2 separate regions of the Homo sapiens genome follow, and region 2 is linked to region 1. The links are chromatin loops, found by intact Hi-C in ENCODE. Cell type or tissue: heart left ventricle. All regions are shown on one strand. Links, peaks and the distances in the headings refer to the core of each region. The heading gives the core; the rest is flanking DNA.

Region 1 (2,903 bases), core at 240-2,739:
GGGCCAGAGGTGTGCAGGACACTACTAGGAAATTGGAGATGAAGACAAGGTCAGGTCCTGAAGGTCTTGTATGCCAGGCTAGGGAGCTTGACCTTTATCCTAAGGGCAATGGGAGTCACTGAACAGTCAAGACATGACTGCTCAGATTTGCCTTAGGGGCATATTGTGTGACTGGGCTTAGGCTCTTTTTTTTTTTTTTTTTTGAGACAGAGTCTTGCTCTGTCGCCCAGTCTGGAGTGCAGTGGCGCGATCTCAGCTCACTGCAAGCTCTGCCTCCTGGGTTCACGCCATTCTTCTTCCTCAGCCTCCCCAGTAGCTGAGACTACAGGCACCCGCCACCAAGCCCGGCTAATTTTTTGTATTTTTTAGTAGAGATGGGGTTTCACCGTGTTAGCCAGGGTGGTCTCAATCTCCTGACCTTGTGATCCGCCCGCCTCGGCCTCCCAAAGTGCTGGGATTACAGGCATGAGCCACAGTGTTTGGCCTGGGCTTAGGCTCTTCGGAGCACCCAAGCAACATAGCCTAACTGGGAGAAGAGAAGGAGCCTGTTTCCTGGAAATTGAGGCCTAAGTCAGAGAGGGCCGAAGTCACAGTCTGCCAGGATGTTCCTTGGTCATCTGTCCTGTCCCTTGCAAATTCCTAACCAGCAGGCACCAAGGCCACACCTTGCCCACAGGACTTAACCTGGTACCACCAGCGGGAAACCAGCCCTGCTGAAGGAGGGAGAGCACAGCCTAAGCAAGACAAGGGTACAGACTGAAAGGCAATGCCTTTGGAGTGCCCAGCCCAAGCCCTGAGATCCAGCAGGAACCTCCTCTTAATTGTTTTGCGCGGGGAGGGAGATGATAGTTACTCGTCCAAGTTCACTCAGTGATGGTGCAGTTCGTGGCAGCGTTGGAATACTACTTTGGTTTGTATCATTCCAAACCCTGCTGTCTCCACGAAGTCACCTTCCTTGGAGAAGAAGGGGGAAATGAAGAAGAGGAAAGATATGAGGAAAGAGGAGCAGAGAGAAAGAGAAATGAGTCTTTTAAAGTGGCAGAGGAAGGAGAATGGTAAACAGCAGGAGCGAAGCGGCTGAGGAGAAAGAAGAGGAAAGAAAGGCGAGACGTGGGAGGATTGGAACAGAGACAAAAGGGAGGAGAGACGGACAGCGACAAGTGGAGAAAATCGGCGAAACTTGAGTGGCAGAGAAGTCTGAGCGCTGAGACCCGGCGGCCCCGTGCGCCTTCCCACCTGGCGCCGATCCACTTTCCTCGGGGTAGCGGCCCAACCCACTTCGCTGCCAGCCGATCCCTTTTACCCGTGGCTACCGGGACCACTCTACTCTCGCCCACTTGGCTCTGCCTAAGCGTCCTAGCCGGAGCGCGGTCTCTGCCACGTGGGGAGGGGCGCGGCCGAGTTGCTGAAGAGCGCTTCTGATTGGCCAGAGGGCGGGGTTCTTGGCGTCTCGCCGGCCAGACCCCTCCCTCAAAGGCGGGGCCTGGAGATCCACAGCTGGAAAGGGCGGAGCCCCAGCAGGGCAGCTGGAAAGGGGCGGGGCCTGACGCGCGCGGCTCGCCGCGGCGGGCTGGGGGCGCCCTGGTCTGCCATAAAGTGAATGGGCGCCGGCTGGGGGTGGCAGTACGCGGTGAGGCTCACTCCCTCCGAGAGTCCAGGAGCGCCCGAGCGGAGAGGCGGCCCGGGAGCAGGGGGGCGGCCCCCACTCCGGCCGGGTGCCCGGCCCCTGGCCCCTGCCTGCCCTCTAGATCGCCGCCGCAGCCGCCGCTACTGGGAGTCTGCCTGTTGCAGGACGCACTGTGAGTGTTTGACCATTCTAAGGACAGGGGCTCATGGGGCCGAGGAGCTATTGCTGGACCTTGGAATCCCTAAAACGAGACCTGGGGCAGCTGAACTCCGGTGCCTTGGGAACAGGTCGAGAATGGGAGGGCGGACTGCAGACCTGGGGCCAGGACTTGGGAAAAGGGAAACTCAGGGTAAGAACCAGGGGATAGGGAAGGGGGAGACTCAGAGGATCCGGAACGAAGCCGGAGACTTGAAACCAGGATAGGGGCTTCGCGAGGCAGGGAGTAGGGAGTCTGGAAACCATTACCAGAAAGCGCCCTGGAATCCCAGGGCACGGGGCAGGCGGCCAGGGAGCGAAAGGGGTTACAGAGGCCCTGGCCAGCGGGGGAGCTGGCGGGGCGGCCCCCAGTGTGGGGGCAGTTGACGGCGCCCGATGCCCCTCGGCCTAGGCTCAGACTCCTGGGGCTGGGAGCCGGGGTGCGCCTGGTCGCACACGCTTCTCTTCCCAGCTGCTCCGCAGTTGGAATAGGAGCTGTGTTGTGAGAGCCCGGCCGCGACTGAGTCAGATGGCCGCTGTGCGGATCAGAGTGACCAGGCGGCGGGTATAGTGGATCTGGCTTGGGGTGTCTGGGCCCAGAAGGGTCCTGACTTGAGGCCGCCTCAGAATCGGACAGAATGTCCGCGGTGCATGGGGCTCGGAGCGGACAGAATGTCCGGGTAGCGAAGTGGGTCTCTCCGGAGCGGGAGTTGTGTCTGGCAGTGGCGGACAGAATGTCCCTGGCTGGGTGGCATGTCCGTCTACCCAGCAGCGCCTGCCCAGCTGCTGCGTGTGCGATGGGGTCGGCTGCGGTGGGTCACCTCAAATCCCAGCTCACACTTTGCAAACTTGTTTCAGCTCCTTCGGGCTGCGAAGCTGTGAGCAGGGAGCGAGAGTAAAGGCTACAACCTGGCCTTGGGGTGAGGTGGGCTGGGACACATGCCCCCTTCAATTCAGAATAGATCAGAGCATCACTCTGTACTTCCAGAATCCAAATTTGAGGACAGAAGGCCAATGAGGAGCCTGCTAGTGGGAATCAAGACCAGGAAAGGAAGGAATAGGTGACAAAAGGCAATGGGAA
Region 2 (2,903 bases), core at 91-2,590, 93 kb before region 1:
CGGTACAATTTGGGATAGCACTTTTAATTTCTGAGGGCTTCAGCTTTCTCCAAGGTATCAGAGAAAGAACAGGCTTCCTTTTAATAAAATGAATTATTAAAGTACTCATTAACATTTATTACCTGCGCCATGCCAAGTGCTATGCACTTTACATACCTTCACTCTTCATAATTAACCCCATTTTGAAGATAAAAATGAGGCTTGGAAAGGATAACGAGATGTCCCCACCAGCTAAGATCATAGCACTAGCTAGTAGTGGAAACAGGAATCAAATCCAGGTCCATCCAACTCCAAAAGCTCTGCTCGTAGCCATCCGACTTTACTGCTTCCTACAAGGCTAGAACAGAAAGGTTTCTGGTGTCCTATCTCACGGTTCAGCCTGGCTGGGAACTGAGATTCAATTGTCTGGATCTTCTCCAGAAGAGTGAAAACTGCCTGAGTCCTTCAGGAGAAAAGTGCCATGATTCTGCTCATAGTAAGCAGGCTGAATAATTTCACAACCAAGGAGACATCTGACACCCCAGCCAAGCAGCCAAAATTCCCGCCCTGGAAGACTGTCAACCTCAAGGCACAAACAGTCCAGTAAACACAGAGTGCAGATTAGGTAGAGAGGTGCTCTGAAGGTGACTGGTCCATGTTCTAAGATGAGCCAGTCATCTGGGGGAAAAAGGGCACAAGGAGGGGAAATCTAACCCCCCATTGGAGAAAACACTTCGGATCCTTCCAGAATCAAATCCGGATCCAATTTCTGGACAGTCAGTGACAAATTACAACAAGAATTATTAAATTATTTCTGGAGAGGCTCATGAGTCACTTCAACCCAAAGCAAAGTGAAGCCCTTTGGAGATGTCTTGGTGGTGGTCTGCTCATACTGTACTCAATACGACTGGGCAGGGTGCTTCACTCCCCATATTATGACATTAAAACAGAAGTGTCAATTTGGCCCAATGTCTGTCTGAGAATCTGCAGATGTCCCACACCTCTTGTCTTCCCAAATGATGAGGTGACCTCTCCAAAATGGGGATGAATCTTGACTTTTTTTTTTTTTTTTGAGACGAAGTCTCGCTCTGTCACCCAGCCTGGAGTGCAATGGTGCAATTTTGGCTCACTGTAACCTCCGCCTCTCCGGTTCAAGCAATTCTCCTGCCACAGCCTCCCGAGTAGCTGGGACTACAGGCGCAAGCCACCACGCCTGGCTAATTTTTTGTATTTTCAGTAGAGACGGGGTTTCACCGTTATTAGCTAGGATGGTCTCGATCTCCTGACCTCGTGATGTGCCCGCCTCGGCCTCCCAAAGTGCTGGGATTACAGGGATGAACCACTGCGCCCAGCTGAATCTTGACATTATTTTCTCTTCTCATGTCAGAGCTGCTACCATCTCTGATAATCTATGTCAAAGGCCTCAACATGTGGCCTCAAGCACTGCCCTTGGACAAAACAGAATACTCTCCTAAGCTACAAGGGAACAGCCACCATCCTCCCAGGAGGCTGTGTTCTCCAGGCCGCAGCAGCCTTTTCTCATTTGGCCAGCATTGGGCTGGCACATTCCTGAGCCAAAATGCACACATAAGCTGCTTTCCCTGGTAGCAAAGCTCTTCACTCCTGAGTGACTCTTATCAGGGGCAGTTGGGCATTCTCAATTGGATTACGCTGACAAGGAAAAAGGCCTGCGGTATGTTATTTCAACACCATTTGGCTTCAGAAATGCCTGTCTCGACCTTTTTGCCCTCAGAGTCTACTTCTCTCTTCTTGCTTTCTAGAGGGTCACCAGCCTGCTCCCATGCATGTTCTTTACCCTGCAAATATTGGCCCATGTTCCTGGAGACAGAATGCCATCATTCACAAGATGGATCATGTATAACAGACTAATAAATCATAGCATGATAAAAAAAGAAATTAGTTCATTTACCCCTCTAACATTTCTGTATCCAGAGACAGACGACAAAAGCTTTTTGGTTTTAGGCTTTTCTGTCTGTATCTGTACATTCCATTTTAGGAGAAAGTGTTAGGTCTCATATGCTACTTTTCTGACTATGCTGTACACCCCAGGAATATATTTCTTGCAAAAGTCAAGATTGATAGTGATCTACAAAAATGTCTGATGTATGGTAAGCTCCGTAGGAAGAAGCTGTGTTCTTTTTGGTCACTAGAGGACATCAAGAGTAGTGGTCCAGGCCAGGTGTGGTGGCTTACACCTGTAATCCCAGCACTTTGGGAGGCTGAGGTGGGAGAATCACTTGAGCCCAGCAGTTCGAGACCAGCCTGGGCGACATAGTGAGACTTCAGCTGCACAAAATATGAAAAAATTAGCCAGGCATGCGCACCTGTGGTCCTGGCTACTCAGGAAGCTGAGGTGAGCCCTGATCATACCATTGCATTCTACCCTGAGCAACAGAGTGGAACCCTGTTTCAAAAAGAAAAAAAAAAAAAAGAGGGGTAGTGGTCCAAAGAATAATCAAAGCTAAACTTTGGCAAAGCCAGAAGCCTCTGGAATAACTGCCAAACCTCCCATACCTTCGTTTATCAGCTTCAAAGTTTTCCAGACCTATGAATGGACAGGTGGGAATTTAGGCTTGGTTCAGGAACGGATTCCAGAAAACACTGTCAACGGACAGGTCCCATACCTGTATTTCCTAGCCTGGGCTTAAGGGTCAAACCCAGATAGACCCTGCCCTATACAACAGGAGATATGAAATAAAGAAATGCACTAGGCCCAATTCTGATTCTGTCATTAACTGTGTGACCTTGGGCAAAAACACCTCATTTCTCTGGGCCATAGTTTCCTCATCCATTGGGATTTCCTGGGGAAGGTGGTGGTGGTGATAGTAATTTAACTAGATTCTTTAAGGTCCCTAAAACTTATGATTCTAAATGCAAAGTACCATTTGGAAGTAAATGCACAT

What was found. Peaks named below come from ENCODE experiments on the same cell type or tissue, not always from the same donor. Only the 100,000 strongest peaks of a DNase experiment are listed, where the experiment ranks them.
Region 2: it touches region 1 in a loop (3-fold over the local background); 26 of 110 quality-filtered maps call a loop at or near these places.

What each region holds. Positions count from the first base shown.
Region 1 is chr10:102,240,229-102,243,131 of GRCh38, reverse strand. PITX3 (paired like homeodomain 3) reads left to right here and starts at 1,620. Exons shown (of 4, transcript NM_005029.4): 1 at 1,620-1,799. It also overlaps a transcript of GBF1 not described here. RefSeq lists a silencer at 1,469-1,758. In heart left ventricle, for the core only: a CTCF peak has its summit at 1,576; DNase peaks (open chromatin) are centred at 1,451 and 2,261; H3K4me3 peaks cover 2,101 bases.
Region 2 is chr10:102,332,997-102,335,899 of GRCh38, reverse strand. The region is part of intron 3 of GBF1 (golgi brefeldin A resistant guanine nucleotide exchange factor 1); the gene reads right to left. Among named protein-coding and RNA genes, the nearest start is that of NFKB2, 61 kb to the left of the region's middle. In heart left ventricle, for the core only: no CTCF peak of the experiment used is centred there; a DNase peak (open chromatin) is centred at 1,529; H3K27ac peaks cover 2,240 bases.